Linked DNA regions of Homo sapiens: region 1 is linked to region 2. Evidence: read pairs that join two places in POLR2A ChIA-PET (ENCODE). Cell type or tissue: GM12878. All regions are shown on one strand. Each heading gives the region's core, and the rest is flanking DNA. Links, peaks and the distances in the headings are about the cores only. Region 1 has its middle 29 kb from the start of HOXB1. Region 2 overlaps CALCOCO2 (calcium binding and coiled-coil domain 2).

What was found. ChIA-PET counts read pairs that join two places held together with the same protein. Peaks named below come from ENCODE experiments on the same cell type or tissue, not always from the same donor. Only the 100,000 strongest peaks of a DNase experiment are listed, where the experiment ranks them.
Region 1: POLR2A ChIA-PET joins it to region 2 with 5 read pairs; 2 of 35 experiments call an interaction of 5 or more read pairs at or near these places.

The regions. Positions count from the first base shown.
Region 1 is chr17:48,497,267-48,506,314 of GRCh38, forward strand. No RefSeq gene overlaps it. Among named protein-coding and RNA genes, the nearest start is that of HOXB1, 29 kb to the right of the region's middle. In GM12878, for the core only: a CTCF peak has its summit at 4,035; a DNase peak (open chromatin) is centred at 8,755.
Region 2 is chr17:48,834,530-48,842,529 of GRCh38, forward strand. It overlaps CALCOCO2 (calcium binding and coiled-coil domain 2), which reads left to right. Exons shown (of 13, transcript NM_005831.5): 2 at 7,169-7,358. The coding sequence starts at 7,179. Among named protein-coding and RNA genes, the nearest start is that of CALCOCO2, 7.5 kb to the left of the region's middle. RefSeq lists an enhancer at 7,111-7,300. In GM12878, for the core only: no CTCF peak of the experiment used is centred there; DNase peaks (open chromatin) are centred at 617, 3,202 and 7,032; H3K4me3 peaks cover 4,435 bases; H3K27ac peaks cover 4,663 bases.

The sequences.
Region 1 (9,048 bases), core at 1,049-9,048, 340 kb before region 2:
TACAGGCATAAGCCACCACTTCCTGCCTAGTATGTCTCAGACGTAAGCCACTACTCCCAGCCTAGTACTCTCTTCCTTTCTGATCTAACTCTTAGAAAATCCCAAGGCTAGATTTCCTGGCCAAAACAAGTTGAGCAGGGTAAGGACAAAGGGAGGGCTTTCTCCCACCCATATCAGAAGACTTGAATCCCTGCCTGCCCAGATCATTATATAGAAGGAAAAAAGTCATTTATATTATACTATATTATACTATACTATATTATATTGTATTATCCCTGCCTACCCAGATCACTATATAGAAGGGAAAATGTCATTGTGCTGATTTCCAAAGAAGCTGGGCAAGGATGAACCAAGCCTCTCCAATCTTCATATGATCAAAGGCCACATTGTGTCTTGTTGCACATAGGCTTCCCTCACTCTGCAGCGTAGGGTCTGATGCGCACAAAGGAAGATAAAATTATAGACTTCTCTGTCTGATGGCTCACAGACTTCACCAGACACAAAGAGTGTTGGATGAGAGTATGTGGGTAAAGCAGCAAAACCAGCCCAACCTAAGTAGAAGAACCCCCAAATTGTGCCCACTCAGGGAGGGTAAGGATTGATAGCTTCCTTTGAGATATAGTGTATTCCTTTCATTTATATTTTGGCTTGAGATGCTAAAATGCAAGGAGGAGTGGAATAGCTGTCAAATTTACTAATGGGATCCATCTTCATAACGCAGATCTTCAGAAAACTTCTTGCAGCATAATAATTCAACTCTCCTCAGAACTTTCCTTCATTTCTGCCCTCTTGGGGAAGGGAGCAAAGAAAACTAGGCATTTCCCATTCAGCCCTGTGTCCGTTTGATGCACTGAGATCCCCTGCCTGGTTAACTTCAGGTTTTTCCCATCAAAAATCTCAGAGAGAACCCCAAACATTAGCGGATGTTAACAGGCAGTCCACAGTTACTGCCACCCAACAATCTCCTTCTGCTGACCCCTGGCTCCAAACTGGATTCAGTCAATGCGCTTGACTTTTCCCACACTTCCTGCTTCCAGTCAAAGAAAATGCAGCAGAGCCTGTTTTCCAGTGTAAGCATGTAAATTCCACACTCATCAACTTCAGGCTTTTGCAGCTGTTGGCTTGAGCCCTGCTCAGGACACAGAGAGACAGAGACAATAGAATTTGTTTTGAAAATCTGTCCTTCGAGTTAAAAAGATGGTGTCACTAATTCTTGTCTGGAGGACCTGTAATTTCAATGTTTCTGCAGGACTAGAGAGAGAAGTCACGAAGACCCAGAACGCTTCTTTACCAGTGTGCCTTGGTAATCAGACTGAGAGCTTTTGCTAATGCTAGGTAATTCTATTTGGCTCAACAAACATGTGTTGAGTGCCTACTAAATGCCAGGCACTGTGACAGGTGCTGGCAATTATTGCTAACAGCCCGTGCTTGTGTAGTATTTGGCCAGGGTTAGAGATGCTGTTAGGTGGCTGGGGGAAAAAAAAGGACTGAAGGGAGAACTGAATTCATCATTATAGCTTATCCTCTTTCAGAAAGCTTCTTAACACTACTTCAGGTGAGAAACACAATCAGCAGCACAAAGAGGTCATGTCTCAGGATAACACATTTGCATCAAGTCAGCTACTTTGTCTCCACTTCTGAATAATGGCATAGTAGGCAGAGCTTGGCATCTGGAGTCAAAAGAGCTAGGCTCAGATTCCAACCTCTCCGTTTAGTTGTGTGAGCATGGGCAAGTCGCCTGACCTCCGAGCCTTGGTTTCCAATTATATGAATTCGAAATAAAAATACTTGCCCTGTCCGGATCACTTGAGGTCAGGAGTGTGAGAACAGCCTGGCCAACATGGTAAAACCCTGTCTCCACTAAGAATACAAAAATTAGCCAGGCATGGTGGCAGGCACCTGTAATCTCAGCTACTTGGGAGGCTGAGGCAGGAGAATTGCTTGAACCTGGGTGGGTAGAGGTTGCAGTGAGCCAAGATCATGCCACTGCACTCCAGCCTGGGCAACAGAACAAGACTCCACCTAAAAAAAAAAAAAAAAGTGCCCTGTCTACCTCATAGGTAGAAGAATCAAGTGAGATAATGTAATATGGACCAGTGATTCCCAAATTTAATGTACATATGAATCATCAGGGGATGTTGTTAAATTGCAGACTGTGAGTCAGTAAGTCTGGGTGGATCTGAGATTCTGCACTTCTTTTTTGTTTGTTTGTTTTTTTGAGATGAAGTCTCATTATGTTGCCCAGGCTGGAGTGTAGTGGTGCGATCACAGTTCATCGCAGTCTCGACATCCTAGGCTCAAGCAATCTTCCTGCCTCAACCTCCAGAGTAGCTAGGACTACAGGCCTGTGCCACCACATCCAGCTAATATTTTTAAATTATTATTTGTAGAGATGAGGTCTTGCTATGTTGCCAAGGCTGGTCTTGAATTCCTGGGCTCAAGTGATCCTCCCCGCTCAGCCTCCCAAAGTGATGGGATTACAGGCATGAGCCACCAAGCCCAGCGTGCAGGCCTAACAAGCTCCCAGGAGATGCTGCTAAGGATGGCCTGTGGATCACGCTTTGAGTAGCAAGCTATGGACTGTTCACTGGTCATATGAAAAAGATGATGACACTGATTAGGCCCACCAGCTAAGTAAACATCGAAAACTCATTCAGCCCCATGAAGTCACTAGAGCTGTGTTAAACAGCCAGTGTGGTCAACAGAAGAAATTTATGTCATGGTATTTGCTTATTTAGGTGAAACCATTAGAGAATAATACCAATCTATCCAAACACAGCAGCTAGGTCAAAAATTTTTCCTATCTCTTTCAGTTAAAAACATTTACCCTGGATGTAAAACATTGAGATAAAGATCAGACAGGCTTTGATCCTGCCAGATCATATCCATCCCACTGTAACTGTCTCCTGCCACATTCCCTTGGAATCTTAAAACTGTTAGAACAGATATGCTTGAGGGTGGAGACTGCAAATCCTCCCCTGCCCTGGGCCTTCTCCAAGTGTTTGAAGACAATTTTGAGGTCACTTCAACCTGCTTCTGGGCACTGAAACATCTTCCTCTTTCCCAAATGCCTTCAGAACAGGTTTCTTCACTTCCCGAATACAAATGACGACTTACTCACACCCATAGGAATATTAATTAGTTAACATTTGTATAACTCTTATGAACTCATGGGATTATCCTAACAATGTACAACCTAGAAGAAATGAGCTTAAATCTGTTTGTCCCAGTCGCCTGCAAAGAGATGATCCATTCCTTAGAGCCTGCATGGCCAGGCCTCCAAGGGCCAAGACAAAACATATAATTAAGGCAATTATTGAGATAAACGGGAGGGGGAAATACTATAATGCAACATCCCTGGATGGGAGGCAGGATTCTCAGATTTTGGTCTTATCTTTGCCATTGTCCTGCTGATCTGGGATGGGGCTCTCCACTTTGCTAAGTAGAATTTGCCTGCTTGTAATGTACATACCGCTCGTGTGGATGGAAAGAATGTGTGAGTCAAAGGCAATATGAAGTGAAGAAAAGTAGTAAAAAGCAAGAAAGTAAATAAAACACATAGTTTTTTTTTAAGTTAACATGCCCTAGTGGTTTTTACCTGTGTTTTTCAGACAGTTGTGAGTTTTCTGCTTGTCATTGGTCCTGGAGACTTGGGTTCAGCTGGAGTTAAGAGGAATCAAGGTTCTCATCAGAGTTCCCTGAAGTCTCTGCTCCCTCCAGAACTTCCCTGGAGAGCAGCCAGCACTGAGATCTCAGCTTCTGCTCCAAGCCCATAGCTGATGCAAAGCGGAGTCTTTCCTGAAGGAGGGCGGGGAGGAGTAAGTGGCGACAGTTTATCTGAAGCTGGCGCTGGGTTCATTAAGAGACCTGGTGCAGTTTATCTGCTTCTTGTCCACGGAGTCAGCTGCTCTGAACGCTGAGTCCAGGGCCTGTCACCATCCCAGCCCTGGTGGCGTCAGGTTGGAAGGGTGTAAAACAGAGCGTCCTCTCTCTCCCCCAACCTCAATCTCCCCTTGTCTCCAACTATCTGTCCTCAAGGGGTCAGATAGGAGCTGCAATTGTAGGAAAGAAGCTAGAAGCCCTCCTGTCAATGCTTTCTGCCCTGCAGACAGTGAGGTCCTCTGAACTGATTTGACTGCTCCCAGAAAGAAGCAGCCTAGAGCTCAGTGGAGGAGGTGGAGAGAAGAGACATGGACTTACCTTTATCAAAGCCGCCTTGCCTTGAATGTAGGTGACATGTATTTTAAGTGATGCCATTTGTCCTTGTCCATGTCACATTCTCACGATGGGGAATGGGATGAACTTCTGTATTCCAGAAGGGGAGGCCCAGGGATGGTAAGACTTTCTTAATATCCCACAGCAACTCAGTGAAAGCGTCAAGAATACAACACACACCTCCTGAGTCCTGGACCAGTCCTTCCTGGGCCCTGAAGTGAGGTCTTCAGTCCTTCTTCATGCCGTTCTCATGATCACAACCAGCTTTAAAAATGAAGATGTTCCAGACCGCTCCGCAGGATAGTCAGATGGTCAGGATGTATCACACTGTGCCATCCATGCTCTCTTGCCTGGTTCTCCAAGATCATCAGCACAACAGGTGTGTCTGCCTGGGCTTAAAGGCCCAGCCTGTGAACAGGGGAAAGATCCATTCTCTGGCCAGGCTCAGTATTCCTTCAGTTCAGGACAGGTCAGTGACTTATCCAAACAACTTAAGACACCTGTCTCAGGAGGGAGGTGGCACCTTCCTAGAGCATCAGTGCATCATTCAACTATTTGGAGTAGACTCCAATAACAGAGATGATCAACTTCCTACTCTATTGGAAGAGTACCACCACCATATCTACTATTGGAATTCATTTCCAAAGGGTTATTGACTTTTCCCAGGAAGGTGGGAGACAGCAAGTGGATTTAGCCAAGTAAAGGAGAAATGTTTTTTTAATGGAAATCTGCCTCTTCAAAACTCCAAAAGCTGTCAGCCCCAAACCCTCAAAGCCCATCTCCAAATTCAGCTTCTCTGAGGGTCCAATTCACACTTACCCTTTGCTATCTGCTTGATCCATGACCCCTTAGAGTTGCTGCCTCACTCCAGGTTCAAGCACCCAGGATGTCATCAAGCAAAAGCAGGTAGAGATCTCACACTGGTCTGTAAGCCCCCACAGCCCTCTTTTCCCCCAGGAGAGAAACCAGCCACAGTGCATGCCTACATTGGAGGGTAGACTTGTGGCTGAGGGAGAGTGAACAGTTTGGCCAGAAGGTGGCTGGGCTCAAAGCCTGCACTGGCAAAGACCTAGGAAGAGTAAGACTGTGAAGGGGGTCGCTGTGCCACTTTTTGAGTTTCTTGGCTGGAAGTGTTTGGGTTTTGTTTGTTTATTTTGTAGAAACGAGATCTCACTATGTTGCCCAGGCTGGTCTAGAACTCCTGGGCTCAAGCAATCCTCTCACCTTGGCCTCCCAAAGTGCTGGGATTACAGGCATGAGCCACCATGCCCAGCGTGGCTGGACATGTGGAAAACATTTATTGTTGCTAACTCAACAAGGAAATTTTAGAAGAAACTGAAGAAGCCTCCCTCAGAGGGCAATTGTTCCTTGCCTCAAGTTCATAACTGCTTGCCTCTCAAGGGGTAGAAAGGGGAGGAGTGGATGTGTCAGGATCCTGGACCTCTGTAAGTAGCAGGATTTGATGTTGTGAGACTGCATAAGGAAAGGGCTAGGGACAGTTTGACACTCGGTCCGCTGAGCAACTCTAAACTCAAACCGGAGTCCACAGAACTCTGTACCCTCAGACTCAGCTGCCCATGGTATGTCTCTCTACTAGAGCACAGTTGTTAAGGGTTTGGGGCCCTGGAGCCAGGCTATTCCACGTTTACATTTCAGCTTGTCATCTTACAAGCTGTATACTTAATCCCTCTAAGCCTCTATTTCCTCATCTGTTAAATGGATATAATAAGAGTATTTATTTCTTGGGATTAAATGAGATCAAGTTCTTAGCACAGGGCTTGGGTGCATGGTAAGCACCCCATAAATGTTGTTATCATTAACTTTATCTTTAGAGGCTTTTAGGGAGGGGGCTTCCTCACTCTCCACTTCCAAGTGCATCCTTCTAGAATGCTACTTCTGTCCCAGTGGGCCTTTCTCTTCGTCTATCCGTCCCCCTCCATCATAAAACAAGGTTTGTCTCTGATGCCCTCTGCCAAGCAGACACCCCTTCTCTCTTAATTCTCCAAAGGCAAGAAGGACAGATGAATTATTTGACTACCTGTTTCCAAAATCTGTAAATAGAGAAAGAGCGAAACACCCTGCACACCAGATAGCTGGAAAGCAAGTCTCACTTGACCCCTTGATATAAAACCTCAGCAGCCCTCACCCCATCCAGCCCTGCTGCCCCTGGTAACTGGGATGGGGGCTCAAGAGAGGTATGTAAAGCCCGTAAGTGGCTCTCCCCGGCTCTTTAGAAAGCTGCTTATCAGGGAATGAAACACTGGCCCAAGCTTGCCATGACAGCAGGAGCTGCCTGAGAAGAGAGGCTGAGATAAATGAAGTATCCTTCATCCCCATCAGTGTGGGCCAGACAGAAACCAGGTGCGAGGCAGTGAGCCTTCATCTTCTGTAAACAATCTTCCATCGCCCACTGCAGCAGCTTGAGCCTGAGATGAGGATTAGAAGAACAGCTTCTGCAGGCCTGGGGCCTCTCAGCTGGACAGAGAGTTAAAGGGCGCACAAGATAGCTCACTGCTGGGAAGGATGCTTGAGGAAACACAGCCATTCGTCACCAGGGGGTTTGCCTGACCTGGCAGGAGAGAATCTGATATCTAAACAGTTCCCTGCGTCCCTGAAGCACTCTGAAAGTTCTCCAGCTAAATATTTGATACTGCATCAGATAACAGCCCAAAGCTCTTCCCACTAGTTTGAGAAGGCTGCTGCTACAGAAGGGAGAGACCTAGCCAGTGCTGGGCTTGGCTGCAATCATGCAGGACTTAAGGTGGGGGCATCCTAGCTCCCACCTCAAATTTTTGGTGTCCTTTCACCTTGGCCAGGTTAGGGCCAATTAAGGGCAAAGAGGTTGCCCACCAAAAGTTAGTGCTCTATAAATCCATGAAGAGAAATGGAACCTAAATCCCTTTCAAAGGTAGTTCTCTTCTCCCCACCCCACTCCACCTGCCTCCCCTACTCCTTTGACAGAGGTTTCGCTTGCAGGAGCTGAAAAAATTACCATGACCCCTGTGCTCAGGTGGTAGATGGATGCCAGGTTCCTCAACCTGAGATTACAAAACAAAGTTAAGTGCTTGAATCCCCTCAGGGAGCTGGGGACAGACAAGCCTGGCTGAATGAAAGAGCTATTCTGTTTACAATTCTTATTTTTCCAGCAGGGGGGATGAAAATGTCTCCAATTCCGTGTTTCAAGTTTCTTGTAAGATAGGCAAATGAAAGCACATTTCAAACAGTATTGCCTCCAAGAGAAAGATGTTCCCCTCTGGTTGTAAGGAAGTGAAGCAGTGGAAATAGTTAAAGATGAGACTTTGGGTTGGGCACGGTGGCTCACACCTGTAATCCCAGCACTTTGGGAGGCCAAGAGGGGGTGGATCACTTGAGGCCAGCAGTTCGAGACAAACCTGGCCAATATGGCAAAACCCCGTCTCTACCCAAAATACAAAAATTATCCAGGCATGGTGACACATGCCTATAATCCCAGCTACTTGGGAGGCTGAGACATGAGAATCACGTGAACCCAGGAGGCAGAGGTTGCAGTGAGCCAAGATCACACCACTACACTCCAGTCTGGGTGACAGAGCAAGACTCTGTCTCACAAAAAAAAAAAAGGGGCGGAGGATGCTTTGGGACTGGACACACCTGAGTTCAAGTCTCAGCTCTGATATTTACTAAGGGTGTGATCTTGGGCATGTTATGTGACCCCTCTGAGCTTCAGTTTCCTTATCTGTAGAACAAGGATACTAGTACCTAAGTCACAGGCTGGTTGTGAGGGTTAAACACTAAGACATGTGAAGAAAGCACTTATCAGAGCACCTGATACACTAAACTCTCAGTTAATGGCCATCATTGTCAGTAATGAGACTCAACCATTAAAATAAAACTTGGAGACAGGATTTATGGAAGAAAGTTTCAAAGGGGCAGATTTCAGCACAGAAAACAGATTTATTCTTTTTTGAAAAAAGTTTATTACAGAAAAATTCAAACATATACATAAATAAAAGAATATAATGAACTTCCATATACCCAACAACACCCAGCTTCAACAATTATCAATCAAGGCCACTTTTATATCATGCAAACTGCTCTAGATGGATCTAGTCCATTTTAATCTAGTTATTTTGGTCACAAGGGTAGGTATTTTCTTATAGGAGAGGGAATTCGGGATTTAGAGTCTGAAAATGTGTTTCACCTTTGATTAAATGTATGACCTTGGGCAGGTCACTTAATTCTTTTGATCCTCAGTAAAATGAAGATCTTTCATCTGTAAAATAAAATTGATAACACTGGCTACACATACAAAAAGTGTACAGGCAGTGAGATGTCTGTGAAAGAGGCTCAAAAAGGAAGCACTATGTAAACACCTGCCACTGTGTACAGCACCAGGTGTGGCTCAACAAACATTTATTGAGGTTATTGTTAAGTATTAGGTCATGCCAAAAAAAAAAGAGAAAACCCAACTCTTCAATTTTAGGTTGCACCATTGAGCTTCTCTTGTCACATTGCAAATGTGGTCACTAAGGCAACTGGGCCAGACAGAATGGATGACTCATCCTGCTCCAACCTAGTATGCACATCCTGTTGGTCCAGGAGAGTCACTTCTCATACCACATGTCCTTGTTCAATGTCAAGGCCTGGAAAATGTCAAATCATGTCAAAAGTCTCCAGTCCTATATCTCCGTGAAGGTTCAGAGTGAGAACTGCAGAGCCAGTGGGCAAGACCTGAAAATTATATTTTGAAAAAGCAGCTGTTGTGAACACAAGCCAAATCACCCTTTCAAAAAGAATTTGGAGGTAAGTCTCAGATACAGAATTTAAAGCTGCAAGAGGAGACTATAGGTGAAT
Region 2 (8,000 bases), core at 1-8,000:
AGGAATTAGGTAAAATACCACTTTATAATTTCTAGGGGACCTAGCTCGTCCCACTAATTTTTCATAACTCAGCAGTTCTCTGGGCTTCTAAATTTAACTTTTGCTCTTATATTTCTTCTCTTTTCTTTACCTCTATGAATTGCTGCCAAGTTAGAAATGGATGGTAGACAGGTTCTATAGTGGGAAAGGTGGTTAAAGGAGGGGAAGTTGATGCTTAAGTCATTTTAATTTTCATGGGCCAGGTGTAGTGACTCACGCCTGTAATCCCAGCACTTTGGGAGGCCAATGCGGGAGGATTGCTTGAGTCCAGGAATTCAAGACCAGCCTGGGCAACATAGGGAGACCCTATCCCTACAAAAATACAAACATTAGGTGGGCATGGTGGCGCATACCTATAGTTCCAGCTACTTGGGAGGTTGAGGTGGAGGGTCACTTGAGCCTGGGAGGTTGAGGCTGCAGTGAGCCATGGCTGTGCCACTGTACTCCAGCCTGGGTGACAGAGTGAGACCCTGCCCCCCCGCAAAAAAAATAATTCTCTTTACATATCTTCCCTCCCCTGTCCACAAATACTCATTTCTAGACTACTTTGTCAGAAAGGTAATTTCCCAAGCCATTGTTGGAGCCCATTTCTCCCAGGAATTTTATCACTGGGAGGAAGGGAAGACTAAAGATTACTGACCTGAAAACTCAGTAGATGCCCTCCCTCCAGGAAAAGCTGGAATACTTCCTCACTGACCAAGTTCGGGTTGGCATGGTTATGTTCTAGTTTACTCATGGCCCTTTGTGTCCACAGCTTGGTAAAAAGGAGAGAAGAGAAGCCACTGCTGTTCTCATCTACTTGCCTCCTCAAACCCTTCCCCAGCCTTGGCAGAGGAGAATTTTAACCTTATTTCAAGAATGATTGAGTTCTCAATACCTCACATGCCATTGGATGCCCTCTGAGTCCCTTCTGGGAAGGTGATGAGATTTCTGAAATGGGAAACTCCATGGGGTCTTTTGCATTTTTGATAAGCAAGGAACCAAAGCTGTTCACTTTTCCAGACAGATTATTAGGTTTTCAGGTGAATGAAAATAGCTAGAATTTCCTTTGACTATACACTCAAGCCTCAGAACATGAGCTCTTTCGTGTTGTCTATATATGTGCTGTCCTTTCTTAAGCGTTCTGCTTATGAGCTAACTTAGATTGGTTGTTTTTCTTTTCTTTTCTTTTCTTTTCTTTTCTTTTCTTTTTTTTTGAGACAGAGTTTTTTGCTCTTGTTGCCCAGGCTGGAGTGCAATGGCATAATCTCGGCTCACTGCAACCTCCGCCTCCTGGGTTCAAGCGATTCTCTTGCCTCAGCCTCCTGAGTAGCTTGGATTACAGGCGCCTACCACCACGCCCGGCTAATTTTTTGTATTTTTAGTAGAGACAGGGTTTCACCATGTTGGCTAGGCTGGCCTCGAACTCCTTACCTCAAGTGATCCACCCACCTCAGCCTCCCAAAGTTCTGGGATTACAGGTGTGAGCCACGGCACACGGCCAGATTGGTTGTTTTTCTGGTAATGAAAGAGAAACTATACCAAGCTACCCCATGCCCTTAGCTGGTCTTGCCTTTCAGAGTAGCATCCATTTTCACAACAGCTTGCCAGAGTTTGAGTGTGTGTAAGGTAGGTAATGGAGTGTGAATTTGATGGGTTCTTAAGGAAATCAAATCTGTTCCTTTTGGTTTTTTGGCACCATGCCACTTGAACCAGCCATGCCAGCTGAACCAGCCATACCAAGAAGTGACTTAGCACTTGGAGATTATCATCTCCTCACCCTATTTTAGAAAAGAGAAAGCTGAGAAACAGCAGTTTCTCCAAGGGTCAACAACAAATTAAGAGGGCTTAAAAAAATAAAACATACACACTCTTAGCCCCAGAGTCACCCTTACCATTGTTTACCTACAAAGCCCCTTCCTTTTTTACTTTTTGATGAATGATGTGCATATCTTGTTAGTTCATTTATCCAACAAATACTTAATCAGTGATTACTACACCTTAGGCATTGTGTTATGTATACAATGGTGATAGTGTTGTGAAGGAAAAGAAATGGGGATAAGGTACTTGGTACCTGTGTACAATGAGGGTTTCTCTTGGATGCTATGGGAGAATGGGCAGGGAGGTTTCTCAGCTTGCAGACCCTTTATTTCCAAGTGGTCTACTGACATATGGAGGCCAGCGTATGAGGGGCAGTCCCGGAAGTCACTCTTTTTTTTTTTTTTTTTTTTGGAGATAGAGTTTTGCTCTTATTGCCCAAGCTGGAGTGCAGTGGTGCGATCTCAGCTCACTGCAACCTCCGCCTCCCAGGTTCAAGCTATTCTGCCTCAGCCTTCTGAGTAGCTGGAATTACAGATGCATGCCACCACACCCAGCTAATTTTTTGTATTTTTAGTAGAAATGGGGTTTCACCATGTTAGCCAGCCTGCTCTTGAACTCCTGACCTCAGGTGATCTGCCTGCCTTGGCCTCCCAGTGCTGGGATTACAGGCATGAGCTACCACACGCAGCACTCAGAAGAACACTCAGAACACTCTTATCTGAGTGTTCTTCATGATCCGCAAAGGACAAGTTAAGTAATTTTACACGCACAGATAAATTGGTGCTCCAGGCTTAGGACAGAGGGATATGCTGGCCTCCATATGACGGTAGACCACTTGGAAATAAAGGGTCTGCAAGCTGAGAAACCTCCCTGCCCACTCTCTCATAGCATCCAAGAGAAACCCTCATTGTACACAGGTAACAGTTTATTATAGGGAAAAATCTTGACCTAGACTGGAATGTGAACATTCCCCCACCGTTGAAAAACTCTTTTGAGCCGGGCATGGTGGCTCATGCCTGTAATCCCAGCACTTTGGGAGGCTGAGGTGGGTGGATCACCTGAGGTCAGGAGTTCAAGACCAGCCTGGCCAACATGGTGAAACCCCCTCTGTACTAAAAATACAAAAAATTAGCTGGGCATGGTGGCGTGCACCTGTAGTCCCAGTTACTCAGGAGGCTGAAGCAGGAGAATTGCTTGAACCCCAGAGGCGGAGGTTGCAGTGAGCTGAGATACCGCCACTGCACTCCAGCCTGGGGAACAGAGCGAAACTCTGTCTAAAAAAAAAAAATGGAAAGAAAAACTTTTGAGGTTTGAGGTTGAGGATGTGGCTAAACTGTGTCACAAACCAGAAAGTCAATGCATTTTTTAGTTCCTTAACTCAATTTCAAGAATAGACAGTTTAGTGCTCCAAAGTCCTGTTGCCTTCTTTATGAAAAAACTGACTTCTGGGGAGTTGGAAGAGCAGGCCTGGTTGCTTAGACTTCAAAGTAAAACCAGTAAATAGATAGGATGGGGCTAGAATAAGTATTATGGTTGTTTGGGAGGTCTTGTTTTTTTGGTTATTGTACTTATTTATTTTTAAAAATTATATGTGTGCCAGCCGGGCGCGGTGGCTTACATTGAAGCAGGAAGAGCCACAGACAAAACTCCTCAGACACCGAGTTAACGAAGGATGGGGTTTATTAGGCCGGGGGCATCAGCAAGACTCCTGTCTCAAGAGCTGAGCTCCCCGAGTGAGCAATTCCTGTCCCTTTTAAGGGCTAACAACTCTAAGGGGGTATGCGTGAGAGGGTCGTGATCAATTGAGCAAGCAGGGGGTACATGACTGGGGGCTGCATGTGTCGGTAATTAGATCGTCACAAAACAGGATAGGGATTTTCACAGTGCTTTTCTATACAATGTCTGTAATCTATAGATAACATAACCAATTAGGTCAGGGGTCGATCTTTAACTACCAGGCCCAGGGTGTGGCGCCGGGCTGTCTGCTTGTGGATTTCATTTCTGCCTTTTAGTTTTTACTTTTTTTTTCTTTGGAGACAGAAATTGGGCATAAGACAACATGAGGGGTGGTCTCCTCCCTTAATGTCTGTAATCCTAGCACTTTGGGAGGCCGAGGTGGGCTCATCACGAGGTTAGGAGATCGAGACCATCCTTTCTAACACGGTGAAACCCTGTGTCTACTAAAAATTCAAAAAACTGGCCGGGCATGGTGGCAGGCGTCTGTAGTGCCAGCTACTCGGGAGGCCGAGGCAGGAGAATGGCATGAACCTGGGAGGCAGAGGTTGCAGTGAGCCGAGATCGCGCCACTGCACTCCAGCCTGGGGGACAAAGCGAGACTCTGTCTTAAAAAATATATATATATATAACAATTACATGTGTGCCTGTATGTGTACACAATCTTCCAGCATATACCAATAGCTGAATTTGTAAGATATTATATAGTATTTGCATGTGTATAGCTCTTTCTTCATCTTCTGTGTACAACTGAAATATTTTTTTCATGTCCTAGTAAAACCCTAAATTGAGAATTACGGACTCACTAAATGTTAGACCAGCTAGTCATTTAGAAAACAGTGCATGTGATTTGTTTAAGGGGCAGGAAGTATTAGGTGTCAACAATTAAAATCACTTTGTTTCTTTTTTTTTTTTGAGACGGAGTCTCACTCTGTGTCCCAGGCTGGAGTGCAGTGGCGCAATCTGGCAATCTTGGCTCACTGCAAACTCGGCCTCCCGGGTTCCTGCCATTCTCCTGCCTCAGCCTCCTGAGTAGCTGGGACTACAGGCACCCGCCACCACGCCCGGCTAATTTTTTGTGTTTTTAGTAGAGACGGGGTTTCACCATGTTAGCCAGGATGGTCTCAATCTCCTGACATCATGATCCACCCACCTCTGCCTCCCAAAGTGCTGGGATTACAGGCATGAGCCACTGTGCCCGGCCCACTTTGTTTCCTTTATGTACTGTTTTTGACTCCAAAATGGTTTCTCTTTTTTTTTTTTTTTTTGACAGTCTCACTCTGTCCCCCAGGCTGGAGTGCAGTGGCATGATCTTGGCTCACTGCAACCTCTGCCTCCTGGGTTCAAGCGGTTCTCCTGCCTCAGCCTCCTGAGTAGCTGGGATTACAGGTGCCTGCCATCGTGCCCGGGTAATTTTCGTATTTTTAGTAGAGACAGGGTTTCACAATGTTGGCCAGATTGGTCTCGAACTCCTGACCTCAGGTGATCCACCTGCCTCAGCCTCCCAAAGTGTTGAGATTACAGGTGTAAGCCACAGTGCCCGGCCTTTTTTCTTTGCTTTGCTTTGCTTTTTTTTTTTTTTTTTTTTTTTTAAACGGAGTTTCACTCTTCTTGCCCAGGCTAGAGTGCAGTGGCATGATCTTGGCTCACTGAGACCTCCGCTCCCAGGTTCAAGCAATTTTCCTGCCTCAGCCTCCCAAGTAGCTGGGATTGCAGGCATGTGCCACCACGCCCAGCTAATTTTGTATTTTTAGTAAAGATGGGGTTTCTCCATCTTGGTCAAGCTGGTCTCGAATTCCTAACCTCAGGTGATCCACCTGCCTCAGCTTCCCAAAGTGCTGGGATTACAGGTGTGAGCCACCATGCCTGGCTTTTTTTGCTTGTTTGTTTTAATAGAGACAGTCTCACTATATTGCCCAGGCTGGACTTGAACTCCTGGCTCAAGCAATCCTCTCACCTCAGCCTCCTGAACAGCTAGGACTACAGGCATGCACTACCCTAGTTTCCTATTTCGTTGTTGTTGTTGTTGTCATTGTTATTGTTTTGAGGCAGGGGCTTGCTCTGTTGCCCAGGCTGGGGTGCAGTGGCACAATCTTGGCTCGCTGCAGCCTAGACCTCCCAGGCTCAAGCCATCTTCCCATCTCAGCTTCCCGAGTAGCTGGGACTGCAGGTGAGCACCACCACGCCCAGCTAATTTTTGTAGTTTTCTGTAGAGATGGGGTTTTGCCATGTTGCCCAGGTTGGTCATGAACTCCTGGACTCAAAAGATCCACCCGCCTCTGCCTTCCAAAGTGCTGGGATTACAGGTGTGAGCCACTGTGCCCAGCCACAACTTTCCTATTCTTGATCACATTTTATCTGTACTATAACCTAGAAAGGTGAAACACAGTGTATTATCCCCATTTATAGCTAGGGATCCAAACTTGTTTGCTGTCTTCCAAATGTGGGTTGCATTTTTCTGTTTCTTTGTTGTTACTCATGCTGTTTCCTTCACCTAGAATGCCCTCACTCAAAAACTCACTTGTCGAAATCCTAATCCTCTTTGAGGGCTAATCTAAGATTCTTCTCATTCCTTGAAGTTTTCTTTATTTTCCTAACCAGTTGCATCTCTCCCTGTTTTGAACCCGAGAGCATTTTGCACTTCTTATTCGATTCATTTGGCAGTCATTTGTATACTCCTCTATCCTCTCTATTGGATTGGGACCCTTTTTAAGGTTGTACCAGGAAAAAAAAACCCACAACTACAACAGTAATAACTATATAACTAACTATAACTAACGTCTCTTAAACCCTTTATGCAGACTCTGTGCTAAGTACTTTGTCATTCAACATGCATCAACTTTGTGTGAAGTGCCTACAATGGCAGACACTGATTTAAGGGCTGGACATCTTACATTATTTCACTTATGCCTCACAAAAAACTAAATGGGGTAGATGTTATTTTTAGCCCCAATTTACAGATAAGGAAACAGGCACAGAGCCAGCAGATTATATAAATTGCCCAATGCCACAAATTTAATAGGTGGTGAAGCTGGAATTTGAACGCCACCATTCTAATTTAGAACCCATGCTTGTCACTACTGCATGTCAAATAATTTTCTCTCATTCCCATCCCCAGGTCCTAGCAGAGTATCTTATGTATGGAAGGTCCTGATAATTATAGGATAAATGGGATTGAATATAGAAGATGAAATCCAGAGAGATGGACTTTCCTAAAGTCATAGGGCTTGTTGGGATGAAAAATCTAGAATTTAACAGTTCCCAGCTCAGGCTATTTTATCTAGGCTGCCTTGCTTATTTAAGTCATTTAGAGAAAGGGGAACTAAAGTAGCTATAAGCCTCTGTTCATGTGAGGGTTGTGGTGCCTGTGGTGAAGAAGTTAAAGATATTGTCAGAAAATTCTCGTAGCATAGGAAGTTGTGACTGAGATGGCTCGAAGTGAAACAGAAAGCAAGTTGTGTAATCTCAGTATTTGTCAGGATTTTGCTTTTCCTGACTTGCTTTGCACAGAATGTTCCCTGGATGAAAGCCCAGAAATCACCAACATTTCAGACAATGCTTTCTGAGCCTTACTCTGTTCCACATTTCATAACAGGACCCCTACCATGGAGGAGACCATCAAAGATCCCCCCACATCAGCTGTCTTGCTGGATCACTGTCATTTCTCTCAGGTCATCTTTAACAGTGTGGAGAAGTTCTACATCCCTGGAGGGGACGTCACATGTCATTATACCTTCACCCAGCATTTCATCCCTCGTCGAAAGGATTGGATTGGCATCTTTAGAGTAAGTGGTTAATTCAGTACCAAGTGATCAGGAACTAGAGGTGATTCTTAGTTACCTAACTGTGTGACTCTCTGTGTATTATAAGCATTTTGTATAATATGTGTTGGCAGTTTTTAAATTCTAGCCAAGCTCCACAGCACTTCTCTCTTCACACATTAATGTGTGCTGTGGGACTCAAATTTTCATTTCAGTGTCAAGCTAAAATAAGATGGCAAATCATATAATCCTCAAATTTTGTTATGCTTTTTTTTTTGCTTTTTTCTTTTCTTTTTTTTTTTTTTTTTTTGAAATAGAGTCTTGCTCTGTCACCTAGGCTGGAGTGCAATGGCACGATTTGTCTCACTGCTACCTCCACCTCCCGGGTTCAAGCAGTTCTCCTGCCTCAGCATCCCGAGTAGCTGAGATTACAGGTAGCTGCCACCACATCTGGCTAATTTTTGTATTTTTAGTAAAGACGAGGTTTCACCATGTTGGCCAGGCTGGTCTCAAACTCCTGATCTCAGGTGATCTGCCTGCCTCAGCCTCCCAAAGTGCTGGAATTACAGGCGTGACCCACCACGCCTGTCCTTATTATGCTGTCAAAAACCAAATATAAATACTTGCTTCTTGTTGTTGAGATAGAGTCTTGCTCTGTCTCTCAGA